2 separate regions of the Homo sapiens genome follow, and region 2 is linked to region 1. Evidence: chromatin loops called from intact Hi-C (ENCODE). Cell type or tissue: HCT116. All regions are shown on one strand. Each heading gives the region's core, and the rest is flanking DNA. Links, peaks and the distances in the headings are about the cores only.

Region 1 (8,995 bases), core at 594-8,593:
CGCTTCCTGTATCTGCATGTCTAAATCTCTTGCTACACTTGGAAAGTTTTGTTACTTTGTTAAATAGCTTTTCTATCCCCTTGGTTTGTTCTTTGCCTTCTGAGACACTGAAAATTCAAATGTTTGGTTGCTTTGTGGTGTCCCATGTGTCATGTAGGCTTTGTTCATTGCTTTTTTCTTTTTTTTTAATTTTTGTATGATGGGGTTATTTTAAAAGATCTGTCTTCAAGTTCTGAAATTTGTTATACTGCTTGACCTAGTCTGTTGTTGAATTTTTTTTTTTTTTTTTTTTTTTGAGACAGAGTCTGTCTCTGTTGCCCAGGCTGGAGTGCAGTGGTGCCATCTTGGCTCACTGCAACCTCTGCCTCCTGGGTTCAAGCAATTCTTATCCCTCAGCGTCCTGATTGGCTGGGATTATAGGCACACACTACCATACCCAGCTAATTTTTCTGTTTTTGTAGAGATGGGGTTTTGCCATGTTGGCCAGGCTAGTTTCGAACTCCTGATCTCAGACAATCTGCCTGCCTAAGCCTCCCAAAGTGCTGAGATTACAGGCATGAGACACCATGCCTGGCCTTTTTTTAATGTTTATTCCACATTGTGTCAGTCCTCACATGTCTCCTGGGATCCATCTGATATGTAATCTGTTGGTTTCCCAGCAGTAATAATTTCATGTAAAATCCCAAATCTGACCTGAAATATTTTCTCTTCTCATTATCTTTACATAAATATTAACCATTTTGACATACTGAGATATAATTCAGTTGGTTCATGACTATGCTAGTAGCTCCATTTTTATATATAAATAGACATGCCTAAATCCCGTTTATTTTTTTGTATACACATTTATTTAATTTTTAACTTTTAGGTTCAAGGGTACATGTGCAGGTTTGTTATATATGTAAATTTTGTGTCATAGGGGTTTGATGTACGGATTGTTTTGTCACTCAGGTGATAAGCATAGTACCTGATAGGTAGCTTTTTGATACTCACCATCCTCCAGCCTCCAACCCTCAAGTAGGACCCAATGTCTGTTGTTCCCATATTTGTGTTCATGTGTACTCAATGTTTAACTCCCACTTATAAGTGAGAACATGTGGTATTTGGTTTCCTGTTCCTGTGTTAGTTTGCTTAGAATAATTTTTAAGCTGGATCTGGATGGCCTCCAGCTCCATTCATATTACTGCAAAGTGCATGATCTTGTTTTTATTTTAGGGCTGCATAGTATTCCATGGTATATGTGTGCCACATTTTTTTAATTCAGTTCACCATTGATGGGCACCTAGGTCAATTCTGTGTGTTTGCTATTGTGAATAGTGCTGCGATGAACATATGCATGCATGTGTCTTCATGGTAGAATGATATTTATATTCCTGTGGGTATATACTCAGTAATAGGATTGCTGGGTCACAGGGTAATTCTCAAGTTCTTTGAGAAATCACCAAACTGCTTTCCATAATGGCTGAACTAATTTACATATCCACCAGTAGTGTATAAGCATTCCCTTTCCTCTGCAACTTTGCCAGCATCTATTTTTTGGCTTTTTAATAATAGCCATTCTGACTGGTATGAGATGGTATCACATTGTAGTTTTGATTTGCATTTCTCTAGGATCAGTGATGTTGAGCGCTTTTTCATGTTTGTTAGCTGTGTGTATGTCTTCTTTTGAGAAGTGTCTGTTCATGTCCTTTGCCCTTTTTTTTTTAATGACGTTTTTTGCTTGTAAATTTCTTTAAGTTCCTTATAGATTCTGGATATTAGACCTTTGTCAGACTCCACCTCCTGGGTTCAAGCAATTCTCCTGCCTCAGCCTCCTGAGTAGCTAAGATTACAGGCACCTGCCACCACACCTGGCTAATTTTTGTATTTTTAGTAGCAATGGGTTTTCACCATATTGGCCAGACTGGTCTCAAACTCCTGACCTCGTGATCCACCCACCCGCCTCAGCTTCCCAAAATGCTGGGAGTTCTTTAGGTTTCTATTAGGTCCAATTGGTCAAGTGTTGAATTTAAGTCCAGAATTTCTGTGTTAGTTTTCCGTCTTTATGATCTGTGTGATGTTATCAGTGGGGTGTTGAAGTCCCCTGACTATTGTTGTGTGGCTAAGTCTTTTCATAGGTCTAGAGGTATCTGTTTTATTAACCTGGGTGAGCCAATGTTGGGTGCATATATATTTAGGATAGTTAAGGCTTCTTGTTGAATTGAACTCCGTATCATTATGTAATGCTCTTCTTTGTCTTTTTTTACTATTGTTGGTTTAAAGCCTGTTTTATCTGTTTTAGGAATAGTGACCCCTGCTCTTTTTTGTGTTTTGTTTGTGCGATAGATCTTTCTTCAACCCTTTACTTTGAACCTATTGGTGTTGTTACATGTGAGATGGGTCTCTTGAAGACAGCAGACAGATGGGTTTTGTTTTTTTAATCCAATTTCCACTCTGTGACCTTTCTTTCTTTCTTTCTTTCTTTCTTTCTTTCTTTCTTTCTTTCTTTCTTTCTTTCTTTTTTTTTTCAGAATCTCTCTCTGTCATCAGGCTAGAGTGCAGTGGCATGATATTGGCTCACAGCAACCTCTGACTCCTGAGTTCAAGTGCTTCTCCTGCCTCAGCCTCCTGAGTAGCTGGGATTATAGGCATGTGCCATCATGCTTGGCTAATTTTTATATTTTTAGTAGAGACAGGGTTTCTCTACATTGGCCAGGATGGTCTCGATCTCCTGACCTCGTGATCTACCCACCTTGGCCTCCCAAAATGCTGGGATTACAGGAATAGCCACCGCACCCAGCCCACTCTGTGACTTTTAAGTGGTGTGTTTACATTCAAGGTTACTATTGACATGTGAGCTTTTCACCCTATCATGAAATTGTTAGCTGGTTTTTTTGTAATTTCTATTGTGTGGTTGTTTTATAGGGTCTGTGAGCTATGTACTTAAGTGTGTTTTTATGATAGCAGGTATCATTCTTTCATTTCCATGTTTAGAACTCCCTTAGGCATCTTTTGTAAGACTGGTCTAGTGGTAATGAACTCTCTTGGCATTTGCTTCTCTAGAAAAATGTTTTTATTTCTCCTTCACTCATGAAGCTTAGTTCGGCAGGATATGAATCTTTTGATTATAATTTATTTTCTTCAAGAATTCTGAAAATAGATACCTCAATCTCTGCTGGCTTGTAAGGTTTCTGCTGAGAAGTCTGCTGTTATCCTGATGGGGCTACCTTTGTATGTGATCTGGCCTTTTTCTCCAGTGCCTTTAGGGCTTTTTCTTTGACAGTGACCTTGGACAGTCTGGTGAGTATATGCCTTGGTAATGTTCATTTTTTATAGTATCTCACAGGTGCTGTCTGGCTTTACTGTACTTAGATGTCTATCTAGCAAGATTCAAGAAATTTTCTTGAATTATTCCATCAAATATGTTTTCCAGGCTGTTTTCTTTTTCTCTTTCTCTCTAGGGCATGCCAGTAATTCGTAGGTTTGATCACTTTACATAATCTCATATTTCTGACTTTCTTCACTTTTAAAAAATCTTTTTTCTTTATCTTTGTCTGACTGGATTAGTTCAAAAGACCAGTCTTCAAGCTCTGAAATTATGTTTTCTACTTTGTCCAGTCTATTGATAAAGCTTTCAGTTGTATTTTGAAATTCCTTAAGTGAGTTTTTTTAATTCTAGAAGTTCTGATTGATTTCTTATTAAGATGTTTATCTCTTCCTTCATTTCCCGGATTGATGTAGAAGTTTCTTTTTGTTGATTTCAACCTTGAATCTCATTGAGCTTCCTTGCAACCCAAGTTTTGAAATGTTTATTGTTATCTCTGAGTTTTCATTTTGGTACGAAGCATTGCCAGAGAGCTAGTGTGATCCTTTGGTAGTGTCACTACATTCAGATTTCTCATGGTGCTAGAATTCTTGTGTGGGTCCTTCTCATCTGGAGATGCTAGCACTTCTAATTTGTGTAATTATTTTTGTTTGGGTAGGATTTTTTCTTTTTCTTTCCTTTTCTATAATATTATTGTTATTTTTTTCTTCTTTCCCTTTCCCTCCTCCCTAGGGGTGTGGCTGTAGAGCATGCTGGGTAGGGTCTTTTGGCTTTGCTTCTGTAGCCCTAATGCACTTCTGCCAGCAGGTTTTATATTGGGTGTGTGGTTTGACCTACAAGCCAGTAGATGGCGCCATGGGTAAGAGCTGGCTGTTGCCAGTGCTGCTGGCTGTGTACTTGATCCTTGTTTATTGGGAGGAGCTCTCTCCTGCCCCAGGCAAAGGGCTGATTTCCTGAGTACACATTAATCTGAGCTCCCTCAGCCCTAGGGGTAGGGGGATTGGGGGCACAAGATGGGTGGAGCCAGATAGGGAAGATTCCCCCAGTGTTGTCCTGCTCCCAGTCCAGGTTTGGGACAATGCCGGCAGCGTTTCCCTGTGTCTTTCCCCCACAAAGTCTCCAAGTCTCTCCTCAAATGAGCTCCAAGGCTTGGGAGAAACAATCTCTTCCTCTGCCCGGGTTGCGTGGATCTCCAGTGGAAAGGTGAGACAGAGGGATGCTGTCTGCCTCTCTCACTTACTGAGGCTTCACTCACTTCTATCAGTCGAATGCTGTCCTGAGGGCTGCTTGCCTGCAATGTCCTCCGCAAGATCTGGGATGTCCTTCATAATTCCGGGGAATTGCCATTTCCTTTCTTGAATTAAAGCTCACAGAGTTGGTCTTTATGTACTTGCTTGCTATTTCCAAATGACTGAGGCATGCTAAAAGCCTGTAATCTGCCATCTTGGAAAAAACATCCTTGCATCCTTAAGAGAAATGGCACTTGGTGTTGATACATGGTGTTTCTACATTGCTGAATTCACTTTGAAAATATATGTATATTTTAAAATCTACATTTATATGTGAGACTGGTGTAAAAATATCTTTTATTCTACTGTATTTGTGCAATTTTGGAATCAGTTATATTAATATACTAAATGAGTTGGCAATTTTTCTTTTTTACTATTATCCAAAAAAATTATAAAAGACATAATTGTTGCTTTCTTATAGATTTAGTAAAAACCTCATCGTGTCCTTTTGTGGAGCGATGGTGAGAGATATTTTTACTGTAAATGTAACTTGCGTATTTTTCACCTGTGAGGCAGAGGTTGCAATGAGCCAAGATTGTGCCACTGCACTCCAGCCTGCGTGACACAGCAAGACCCTGTCTCAAAAAAAAGAAAGAAAATCAACTTAAAATGCACTCCTTGAATATTTCTGAGTGTATTTTTATACCACGTATGTTCCTTGAACTAACTTCTTTTCTTTTCTAGGAAGAACCGGAACTATGATTTGTGCCTTCCTTATTGCCTCCGAAATATTTTTAACTGCAGAGGTATGAAAGATGTTCTACAAACTTTGTCTTATGATGATTGAGTTTGCTAGTTCTGAAACATCACTGGTAGGACGTTAAGGTGTTATTTGAGTCATGGTGCTTAGTAAAATTGTAATTAGAGAAGCAGTTTTTAGAAAGTCTGTTTTTGATACTTTCTTGTTTAACGTGCACTAGTTAGTAGCTGACCTCAGAATCTCTTTGGGCAAGGACTAGAGTGAGGTCAATGAGGTGCAACATTTAAGGGAATGCTAAAAATTGTAATAATTAAAATAAATAATTTTAACACAATATTTTAATAAAAATTAACGTAAAAAAATCTATGATGTATACAATATCAACATTTTAAATAAAGACAAGACCTGATGGGGCAGGATTAAGGTGCGGGGTGTAAAGCCATGTTACACAGAAAAAAACATTCAGTAATCAAGATGCTTCCCTCACTTCACCTGGCTCTGCTCTTACTCCTGCCAGTACCATGTCTTCTTCCTTCCTCGTGAGAATAGTATCAAGCTTAATTAGATAAATTCTCCAAAGAGCCTTGCCCATCCTCACAACTCTTAGGTAGATAAAAAGCAACATTTCACAACTCAAAACAAAGCCTCTCCTGAATGTAAGTATCTTTGCTTAGTCAATACATGTGGAGTCTGTGACCTCTAGAAATTTCTGATAAGACAAGGTGGGCTGTTTCCACTTAAAGCAGAGTTCTCAGTCATTTTTCTTTCTGCCATTTTCTTGCTGAGATGCTACCATTTCCAGCAGCTCTGCTCGAGTTGTTTGGCCTGCAGTCTAGGGAAGAGGTGGTGGTTGTGCACAATGCCCAGCACTCCCATTCCACCACCTTTGCTTTCTCTGATTTGAGATACACAGATTTTGAAAATGGGTGTTCTAGGATGGTGTTTTTCAAGCTATGGATCATGATTTATCAGTGAGTTGTAAAATAAAGTTACTGGGTTGTAACTGACATCTTTTAAAAATAAAATGGAATAGAGCAGAATAGAAAATATCAAAAGGTTTAAATATTGGGGTGTGTGTGTGTGTGTGTCTCCTAGGTTTATTAATGTGGATTGCAGCTTAAAAAACAAAAGGTTTGAAAGTCATTGACAGCCATTGATCCAGAGCCCTAGACTGAGATCCAGGGACCTGTATCTGCTGTGCTGCTGCTTCTAACTGGCTGCAGCATCTCCTTGGCAGGTTGCTTGGTTTTCTTTTGGTCTCAGTGTTGTCATTTGTAATATGGAAAGAAGGGTTGGACCAGATGCTTTCTAAGGTCTTTCCAGCTCTAAAATTTTATGAATGTATGAATCCTTGAATGAGAGAAGTCCTAATTTTGTTATTTTCACTAACCTCTGCCCAAAGATCACTCGGCCGGGCACAGGTGGCTCACACCTGTAATCCCAGCACTTTGGGAGGCTGAGGCAGGTGGATCTCTTGAGGTCAGGAGTTTGAGAGCAGCCTGGCCAACATGGTGAAACCCCTATCTCTACTAAAAATCCAAAAAATTAGCTGGGCATGGTGGTACACACCTGTAGTCCCAGCTACTCAGAAGGCTGAGACAGTAGAATCACTTGAACCCAGGAGGCAGAGGTTGCAGTGAGCTTAGATCCTGCTACTGTACTCCAGTCTGGGTTACAGAGCAAGACTCTACCAAAAAACAAACAAACAAACAAACAAAATCACTGACTTTAGGAAAGAAGGTGGGTGTAGAAACCCTAAGGGTACCTAATATAGGAAAGGAAAGAGTGCAGATGAACCATGGTTGGATTGTACCCTTTTTTGCAGGAAAGCCTGTATTATTTTGGAGAAAGGCGAACAGATAAAACGCACAGCAGTAAATTTCAGGGACTAGAAACTCCTTCTCAGGTAAGTTTTCTTTTTAAAAATGGGAGGTTTTTTTAGGGGAGTGGGTTAAGATTGCCAGCTGTTATTTGGTTTCATTTTAGACTCTTCTCCTTTGGTGATCAGGCAGCAGCAGTTGGGTGCCCTGCAACAGGCCTTGGTCCCTCCCTGAGTCTGAGGGTCACGCTTTAGGTGCTGCCCACATGCTGGGGACTCTGGCTTCTCCTCAGAGAATCCTGCTTTCTATTCTATACTGGTTATTGTTTATGGAGCTCAGGAGTTGATTATTTTCCCAAAGTAGGAAGGTCCAGTACCCAAGGCTCCAGGACTCTGAAGTGTGTCTAAAATCACCAGCCTTTGATTTCAATGTAAAAAAGATCCAAGTCTTTCACAAACCCTTACTTGGGCAATTCAACCCTTGCAAAACATCACAAAGAACTGTTTTTGGATGACTCATGGTTGTGTGTGTGTGTGTGTGTGTGTGTGTGTGTGTGTGTGTGTATTTTCTGTGTGTTGTGGGGGAGGTGTATTTTAAAAGAGAAAATAAAAGGAGAAATAAACTTTTCAAAACCCCTTCTGTATACCAGACAGTATTGCACTTTTACGTATCTCATTTAATACCCATAACACCTATATGAAATATACACTGTTACTCTGTTTTTTCTTTTAGAAACATTTTGTTATGGAAAATTTTAATCATATACAAAAGTCCAGAGCATCATACAATATATCCACATATAGTCGTCACATTGCTGCAACAGTCATTTCAGCCGGCAGCCAGCCACATTTCATCCGTTCTTTCCCACTCCACTCACACCCCTCAACCCCACTCTCCACTCTTGCTTTCCCTAAATCTGAGTTATTTTAAAGGAAATTTCAGTCGTCAGATCATTTTATCCCATAGCATTTTAGTATGACATTTAAGTACTCTTAAAACAACAACAAAAAACCTTAACACTTTTTATCATATCTAAAAATATTATACCTTAAAAATCCTTCATATCAAATTTGTAGTCCATGTTTGTTTCCAGAATTGTCTTAAAATCTTTGAAAATTTAGTTTGTTTAATCAGAATTCAAACAAAGTCCACACATTTCATTTGGTTGCTGTGTCTCCTAAGTCTCTTTTAAGAATCTAAGTTCATAGATTTCTCACCATTTTTTATTACTTGTAATTTGTTTATTGCAGAAACCAGGATGTTTATCCTATAGCATTTACAACATTCTAGACTTTGCTGAACTATTCTAATATTCACTATCTCATTTAATATTCTCAATAACTCTATGAGTAGGCACTACTGTCATTCTCATCTTATAAATTAGAAAATTGAGGTTCAGAGAAAGTAACTTTTGAACCAAGGACTGAAATCTAGATGTCAGTCTCTGAAGCCCTTTTTGTGCACAGCTTCTCATTTATATTGCCTTTTCTATATTGCCCCTGAAACTGAAGTGAGAGTGGGTTGGGAATTCCGAAATGGATTTGGATGTGGCTGTAAATGAGTTTTTCTTTAAGTGGTGGGAGCTGAGTAAGTACTCTTGGCCCCGTTAGAAGAACACTCTAACTACCGGCCCTAAACCTTTAGTTTGGGCCAGAAGAACTCAGCCTTATCCACTGATACTTTTCTCCCACACCCAAGCCCAAAACAAAACAAAACAAAACAAAGATATTCATAGACCCTAAGCTAAAAGTGATAGGTGAATTTACTGAAGTGCAGCCCTAATCATGCCATTTCCATGCTCAAAATCCATACTATGTCCCCACTGCCAATGGCAATAAACTAAACGTTTCAACCTGGCACTCAAGAGCCACACTTTGACTTT
Region 2 (8,995 bases), core at 552-8,551, 390 kb after region 1:
CTATGAATATCTTTGTTTTGTTTTGTTTTGTTTTGGGCTTGGGTGTGGGAGAAAAGTATCAGTGGATAAGGCTGAGTTCTTCTGGCCCAAACTAAAGGTTTAGGGCCAGTAGTTAGAGTGTTCTTCTAACGGGGCCAAGAGTACTTACTCAGCTCCCACCACTTAAAGAAAAACTCATTTACAGCCACATCCAAATCCATTTCGGAATTCCCAACCCACTCTCACTTCAGTTTCAGGGGCAATATAGAAAAGGCAATATAAATGAGAAGCTGTGCACAAAAAGGGCTTCAGAGACTGACATCTAGATTTCAGTCCTTGGTTCAAAAGTTACTTTCTATGAACCTCAATTTTCTAATTTATAAGATGAGAATCATAGTAGTGCCTACTCATAGAGTTACTGAGAATATTAAATGAGATAGTGAATATAGAACTCTTAGAATAGTTCAGCAAAGTCTAGAATGTTGTAAATGCTATAGGATAAACATCCTGGTTTCTGCAATAAACAAATTACAAGTAATAAAAAATGGTGAGAAATCTATAAACTCAGATTCTTAAAAGAGACTTAGGAGACACAGCAACCAAATGAAATGTGTGGACTTTGTTTGAATTCTGATTAAACAAACTAAATTTTCAAAGATTTTAAGACAATTTTGGAAACAAACATGGAGTACAAATTTGATATGAAGGATTTTTAAGGTATAATATTTTTAGATATGATAAAAAGTGTTAAGGTTTTTTGTTGTTGTTTTAAGAGTACTTAAATGTCATAAAATGCTGTGGGATAAAATGATCTGATGACTGAAATTTCCTTTAAAATAACTCAGATTTAGGGAAAGCAAGAGTGGAGAGTGGGGTTGAGGGGTGTGAGTGGAGTGGGAAAGAACGGATGAAATGTGGCTGGCTGCCGGCTGAAATGACTGTTGCAGCAATGTGACGACTATATGTGGATATATTGTATGATTCTCTGGACTTTTGTATATGATTAAAATTCTCTATAACAAAATGTTTCTAAAAGAAAAAACAGAGTAACAGTGTATATTTCATATAGGTGTTATGGGTATTAAATGATATATGTAAAAGTGCAATACTGTCTGGGATACAGAAGGGGTTTTGAAAAGTTTATTTCTCCTTTTATTTTCTCTTTTAAAATACACCTCCCCCACAACACACAGAAAAGACACACACACACACACACACACACACACACACACACACACCAGGAGTCATCCAAAAACAGTCTTTGTAATGTTCTGCAAGGGTTGAATTGCCCTAGTAAGGGTTTGTGAAAGACTTGGATCTTTTTTACATTGAAATCAAAGGCTGGTGATTTTAGATACACTTCAGGGTCCTGGAGCCTTGGGTACTGGACCTTCCTACTTTGGGAAAATAATCAACTCCTGAGCTCCATAAACAATAACCAGTATAGAATAGAAAGCAGGATTCTCTGAGGAGAAGCCAGAGTCCCCAGCATGTGGGCAGCACCTAAAGCGTGACCCTCAGACTCAGGGAGGGACCAAGGCCTGTTGCAGGGCACCCAACTGCTGCTGCCTGATCACCAAAGGAGAAGAGTCTAAAGTGAAACCAAATAACAGGTGGCAATCTTAACCCACTCCCCTAAAAAAAAAACTCCCATTTTTAAAAAGAAAACTTACCTGAGAAGGAGTTTCTAGTCCCTGAAATTTACTGCTGTGGGTTTTATCTGTTTGCCTTTCTCCAAAATAATACAGGCTTTCCTGCAAAAAAGGGTACAATCCAACCATGGTTCATCTGCACTCTTTCCTTTCCTATATTAGGTACCCTTAGGGTTTCTACGCCTACCTTCTTTCCTAAAGTCAGTGATTTTGTTTGTTTGTTTGTTTGTTTTTTGGTAGAGTCTTGCTCTGTAACCCAGACTGGAGTACAGTGGCAGGATCTAAGCTCACTGCAACCTCTGCCTCCTGGGTTCAAGTGATTCTACTGCCTCAGCCTTCTGAGTAGCTGAGACTACAGGTGTGTACCACCATGCCCAGCTAATTTTTTGTATTTTTAGTAGAGATAGGGGTTTCACCATGTTGGCCAGGCTGCTCTCAAACTCCTGACGTCAAGAGATCCACCTGCCTCAGCCTCCCAAAGTGCTGGGATTACAGGCGTGAGCCACCCGTGCCCGGCCGAGTGATCTTTGGGCAGAAGCTACCGAAAATAACAAAATTAGGACTTCTCTCATTCAAGGATTCATACATTCATAAAATTTTAGAGCTGGAAAGACCTTAGAAAGCATCTGGTCCAACCCTTCTTTCCATATTACAAATGACAACACTGAAACCAAAAGAAAACCAAGCAACCTGCCAAGGAGATGCTGCAGCCAGTTAGAAGCAGCACAGGTCTGGAATACAGGTCCCTGGATCTCAGTCTAGGGCTCCGGATCAATGGCTGTCAATGACTTTCAAACCTTTTGTTTTTTAAGCTGCAATCCACATTAATAAACCTAGGAGACACACACACACACACACACACACACACACACACACACACACACACACCCCCCAATATTTAAACCTTTTGATATTTTCTATTCTGCTCTATTCCATTTTATTTTTAAAAGATGTCAGTTACAACCCAGTAACTTTATTTTACAACTCACTGATAAATCATGATCCATAGCTTGAAAAACACCATCCTAGAACACCCATTTTCAAAATCTTTGTATCTCAAATTAGAGAAAGCAAAGGTGGTGGAATGGGAGTGCTGGGCATTGTGCACAACCACCACCTCTTCCCTAGACTGCAGGCCAAACAACTCGAGCAGAGCTGCTGGAAATGGTAGCATCTCAGCAAGAAAATGGCAGAAAGAAAAATGATTGAGAACTCTGCTTTAAGTGGAAACAGCCCACCTTGTCTTATCAGAAATTTCTAGAGGTCACAGACTCCACATGTATTGACTAAGCAAAGATATTTACATTCAGGAGAGGCTTTGTTTTGAGTTGTGAAATGTTGCTTTTTATCTACCTAAGAGTTGTGAGGATGGGCAAGGCTCTTTGGAGAATTTATCTAATTAAGCTTGATACTATTCTCACGAGGAAGGAAGAAGTCATGGTACTGGCAGGAGTAAGAGCAGAGCCAGGTGAAGTGAGGGAAGTATCTTGATTACTGAATTTTTTTTCTGTGTAACATGGCTTTACTCCCCTCACCTTAATCCTGCCCCATCAGGTCTTGTCTTTATTTAAAATGTTGATATTGTATACAGCATAGATATTTTGCATTAATTTTTATTAAAATATTGCGTTAAAATTATTTATTTTAATTATTACAATTTTTAGCATTCCCTTAAATGTTGCACCTCATTGACCTCACTCTAGTCCTGGCCCAAAGAGATTCTGCAGTCAGCTACTAACTAGTGCACATTAAACAAGAAAGTATCAAAAACAGACTTTCTAAAAACTGCTTCTCTAATTACAGTTTTACTAAGCACCATGAATCAAATAATCATCTTAACGTCCTACCAGCGATGTTTCAGAACTAGCAAACTCAATCATCATAAGACAAATTTTGTAGAACATCTTTCATACCTCTGCAGTTAAAAATATTTTGGAGGCAATAAGGCAGGCACAAACCATAGTTCCGGTTCTTCCTAGAAAAGAAAAGTATTTCAAGGAACATACGTGGTATAAAAATACACTCAGAAATATTCAAGGAGTGCATTTTAAGTTGATTTTTCTTTTTTTTGAGACAGGGTCTTGTGTCACGCAGGCTGGAGTGCAGTGGCACAATCTTGGCTCATTGCAACCTCTGCCTCACAGGTGAAAAATACGCAAATTACATTTACAGTAAAAATATCTCTCACCATCTCTCCATAAAAGGACACGATGAGGTTTTTACTAAATCTGTAAGAAAGCAACAATTATGTCTTTTATAATTTTTTTGGATAATAGTAAAAAAGAAAAATTCCCAACTCATTGAGTACATTAATATAACTGATTCCAAAATTGCACAAATACAGTAGGATATTTTTACACCAGTCTCACATATAAATGTAGATTTTAAAATATACATATATTTTCAAAGTGAATTCAGCAACGTAGAAACACCATGTATCAACACCAAGTGCCATTTCTCTTAAGGATGCAAGGATTTTTTTCCAAGATGGCAGATTACAGGCTTTTAGCATGCCTCAGTCATTTGGAAATAGCAAGCAAGTACATAAAGACCAACTCTGTGAGCTTTAATTCAAGAAAGAAAATGGCAATTCCCCAGAATGATGAAGGACATCCCAGATCCTGGGGAGGACATTGCAGGCAAGCAGCCCTCAGGACAGCATTTGACTGATAAAAGTGAGTGAAGCCTCAGTATGTGAGAGAGGCAGACAGCATCCCTCTGTCTCACCTTTCCACTGGAGATCCACGCAACCCGGGCAGAGGAAGAGATTGTTTCTCCCAAACCTTGACGATCATTTGAGGAAAGACTTGGAGACTTTGTGGGGGAAAGACACAGGGAAACGCTGCCGGCATTGTCCCAAACCTGGACTGGGAGCAGGACAACACTGGGGGAATCTTCCCTATCTGGCTCCACCCATCTTGTGCCCCCAATCCCCCTACCCCTAGGGCTGAGGGAGCTCAGATTAATGTGTACTCAGGAAATCAGCCCATTCCTGGGGCAGCAGAGAGCTCCTCCCAATAAACAAGGATCAAGTACACAGCCAGCAGCACTGGCAACAGCCAGCTCTTACCCATGGCGCCATCTACTGGCTTGTAGGTCAAACCACACACCCAATATAAAACCTGCTGGCAGAAGTGCATAGGGCTACAGAAGCAAAGCCAAAAGACCCTACCCAGCATGCTCTACAGCCACACCCCCTAGAGAGGAGGGAAAGGGAAAGAAGAAAAAAAATAACAATAATATTATAGAAAAGGAAAGAAAAAGAAAAAATCCTACCCAAACAAAAATAATTACACAAATTAGAAGTGCTAGCATCTCCAGATGAGAGGGACCCACGCAAGAATTCTGGCACCATGAGAAATCTGAATGTAGTGACACTACCAAAGGATCACACTAGCTCTCTGGCAATGCTTCGTGCCAAAATGAAAACTCAGAGATGACAATAAACATTTCAAAGCTTGGGTTGCAAGGAAGCTCAATGAGATTCAAGGTTGAAATCAACAAAAAGAAACTTCTACATCAATCCAGGAAATGAAGGAAGAGATAAACATCTTAATAAGAAATCAATCAGAACTTCTAGAATTAAAAAAACTCACTTAAGGAACTTCAAAATACAACTGAAAGCTTTATCAATAGACTGGACAAAGTAGAAAACATAATTTCAGAGCTTGAAGACTGGTCTTTTGAACTAATCCAGTCAGACAAAGATAAAGAAAAAAGATTTTTTAAAAGTGAAGAAAGTCAGAAATATGAGATTATGTAAAGTGATCAAACCTACGAATTACTGGCATGCCCTAGAGAGAAACAGAAAAAGAAAACAGCCTGGAAAACATATTTGATGGAATAATTCAAGAAAATTTATTGAATCTTGCTAGATAGACATCTAAGTACAATAAAGCCAGACAGCACCTGTGAGATACTATAAAAAATGAACATTACCAAGGCATATACTCACCAGACTGTCCAAGGTCACTGTCAAAGAAAAAGCCCTAAAGGCACTGGAGAAAAAGGCCAGATCACATACAAAGGTAGCCCCATCAGGATAACAGCAGACTTCTCAGCAGAAACCTTAGAAGCCAGGAGAGATTGAGGGATCTATTTTCAGAATTGTTAAAGAAAATAAATTATAATCAACAGATTCATATCCTGCCAAACTAAGCTTCATGAGTGAAGGAGAAATAAAAACATTTTTCTTTTTTTTTTTTTTAAATTTATTTTTTATTTATTTTTTTTTATTGATCATTCTTGGGTGTTTCTCGCAGAGGGGGATTTGGCAGGGTCATAGGACAATAGTGGAGGGAAGGTCAGCAGATAAACAAGTGAACAAAGGTCTCTGGTTTTCCTAGGCAGAGTGTGTGTGTCCCTGGGTACTTGAGATTAGGGAATGGTGATGACTCTTAACGAGTATGCTGCCTTCAAGCATCTGTTTAACAAAGCACATCTTGCACCGCCCTTAATCCATTTAACCCTGAGTGGACACAGCACATGTTTCAGAGAGCACAGGGTTGGGGGTAAGGTCACAGATCAACAGGATCCAAAGGCAGAAGAATTTTTCTTAGTACAGAACAAAATGAAAAGTCTCCCATGTCTACTTCTTTCTACACAGACACAGCAACCATCCGATTTCTCAATCTTTTCCCCACCTTTCCCCCTTTTCTATTCCACAAAACCGCCACTGTCATCATGGCCCGTTCTCAATGAGCTGTTGGGTACACCTCCCAGACGGGGTGGTGGCCGGGCAGAGGGGCTCCTCACTTTCCAGTAGGGGTGGCCGGGCAGAGGCGCCCCTCACCTCCCGGACGGGGCGGCTGGCCGGGCAGGGGGCTGACCCCCCCCTACCTCCCTCCCGGACGGGGCGGCTGGCCGGGCGGGGGGCTGACCCCCCCACCTCCCTCCCGGACGGGGCGTCTCGCCTGGCGGGGGGCTGACCCCCCCACCTCCCTTCCGGACGGGGTGGCTGCCGGGCGGAGACGCTCCTCACTTCCCAGACGGGGTGGCAGCCGGGCGGAGGGGCTCCTCACTTCTCAGATGGGGCGGCTGCCGGGCGGAGGGTCTCCTCACTTCTCAGACGGGGCAGCGGGGCAGAGGCGCTCCCCACATCTCAGACGATGGGCGGCCGGGCAGAGACGCTCCTCACTTCCTAGATGGGATGGCGGCCGGGAAGAGGCGCTCCTCACTTCCTAGATGGGATGGCGGCCGGGCAGAGACGCTCCTCACTTTCCAGACTGGGCAGCCAGGCAGAGGGGCTCCTCACATCCCAGACAATGGGTGGCCAGGCAGAGACGCACCTCACTTCCCAGACGGGGTAGCGGCCGGGCAGAGGCTGCAATCTCGGCACTTTGGGGGGCCAAGGCAGGCGGCTGGGAGGTGGAGGTTGTAGCCGAGATCACGCCACTGCACTCCAGCCTGGGCACCATTGAGCACTGAGTTAACGAGACTCCATCTGCAATCCCAGCACCTCGGGAGGCCGAGGCTGGCGGATCACTCGCGGTTAGGAGCTGGAGACCAGCCCGGCCAACACAGCGAAACCCCGTCTCCACCAAAAAAATACGAAAACCCGTCAGGCGTGGCGGCGCGCGCCTGCAATCGCAGGCACTGGGCAGGCTGAGGCAGGAGAATCAGGCAGGGAGGTTGCAGTGAGCCGAGATGGCAGCAGCACAGTCCAGCTTCGGCTCGGCATGAGAGGGAGACCGTGGAAAGAGAGGGAGAGGGAGAGGGAGACCGTGGAAAGAGAGGGAGAGGGAGAGGGAGCATAAAAACATTTTTCTAGAGAAGCAAATGCCAAGAGAGTTCATTACCACTAGACCAGTCTTACAAGAGATGCCTAAGGGAGTTCTAAACATGGAAATGAAAGAATGATACCTGCTATCATAAAAACACACTTAAGTACACAGCTCACAGACCCTATAAAACAACCATACAATAGAAAGTACAAAAAAACCAGCTAACAATTTCATGATAGGGTGAAAAGCTCACATGTCAATAGTAACCTTGAATGTAAACACACCACTTAAAAGTCACAGAGTGGGCTGGGTGCGGTGGCTATTCCTGTAATCCCAGCACTTTGGGAGGCCAAAGCAGGCAGATCACAAGGTCAGGAGATCGAGACCATCCTGGCCAATGTGGTGAAACCCTGTCTCTACTAAAAATATAAAAATTAGCCAGGCGTGATGGCACATGCCTATAATCCCAGCTACTCAGGAGGCTGAGGCAGGAGAATCACTTGAACCTGGGAGTCAGAGGTTGCAGTGAGCCAATATCATGCCACTGCACTCTAGCCTGATGACAGAGTGAGATTCTGAAATAAATAAATAAATAAATAAATAAATAAATAAATAAAGTCACAGAGTGGCAAGTTGGATTAAAAAAACAAAACCCATCTGTCTGCTGTCTTCAAGAGACCCATCTCACATGTAACAACACCAATAGGTTCAAAGTAAAGGGTTGAAGAAAGATCTGTCACACAAACAAAACACAAAAAAGAGCAGGGGTCACTATTCCTAAAACAGATAAAACAAGCTTTAAACCAACAATAGTAAAAAAGGACAAAGAAGAGCATTACATAATGATACGGAGTTCAATTCAACAAGAAGCCTTAACTATCCTAAATATATATGCACCCAACATTGGCTCACCCAGGTTAATAAAACAGATACTTCTAGACCTATGAAAAGACTTAGCCACACAATAGTCAGGGGACTTCAACACCCCACTGATAACATTACACAGATCATAAAGACGGAAAACTAACAAAGAAATTCTGGACTTAAATTCAACACTTGATCAATTGGACCTAATAGAAACCTAAAGAACTCCCAGCATTTTGGGAAGCTGAGGTGGGTGGGCGGATCACGAGGTCAGGAGTTTGAGACCAGCCTGGCCAATATGGTGAAAACCCATTGCTACTAAAAATACAAAAATTAGCCTGGTGTGGTGGCAGGTGCCTGTAATCCTAGCTACTCGGGAGGCTGAGGCAGAAGAATTGCTTGAACCCAGGAGGCAGAGGTTGCAATGAGCCGAGATCATGCCACTGCACTCCAGCCTGGACAACAGAGTAAGACTCAATCTCGAAAAAAAAAACACCTACGAACCAAGAAGGCCCAGATCAGATGTATTCACAGCTGAATTCTATCAACTATACAAAGAAGAACTGGTACCAGTTCTACTGAAACTATTCTAAAAAATTGAGGAGGGACTCTTCCCTAATTCATTCCATGAATCCTGCATCACCCTGAAACCAAAACCTGGCAAAGACACAATAAAAAAAAGAAAACTAAAAGGTAATCTCAATGATGAAGACAGCCACAAAAATCCTTAACAAAATACTGGCGAACCAAATCCAACAGCACATCAAAAAGTTCATG

What was found. Peaks named below come from ENCODE experiments on the same cell type or tissue, not always from the same donor. Only the 100,000 strongest peaks of a DNase experiment are listed, where the experiment ranks them.
Region 2: a loop joins it to region 1, with 16 times the contacts of the local background. A loop is called at or near these places in 12 of 110 quality-filtered maps.

Annotation. Positions count from the first base shown.
Region 1 is chr13:24,576,384-24,585,378 of GRCh38, forward strand. It overlaps the pseudogene TPTE2P6. Among named protein-coding and RNA genes, the nearest start is that of PARP4, 68 kb to the left of the region's middle. In HCT116, for the core only: a CTCF peak has its summit at 4,136 (motif pointing right); a DNase peak (open chromatin) is centred at 4,098; H3K4me3 peaks cover 875 bases.
Region 2 is chr13:24,963,848-24,972,842 of GRCh38, forward strand. It overlaps the pseudogene TPTE2P1. Among named protein-coding and RNA genes, the nearest start is that of CPAP, 45 kb to the left of the region's middle. RefSeq lists an enhancer at 5,748-6,655. In HCT116, for the core only: a CTCF peak has its summit at 4,729 (motif pointing left); a DNase peak (open chromatin) is centred at 4,681; H3K4me3 peaks cover 988 bases; H3K27ac peaks cover 541 bases.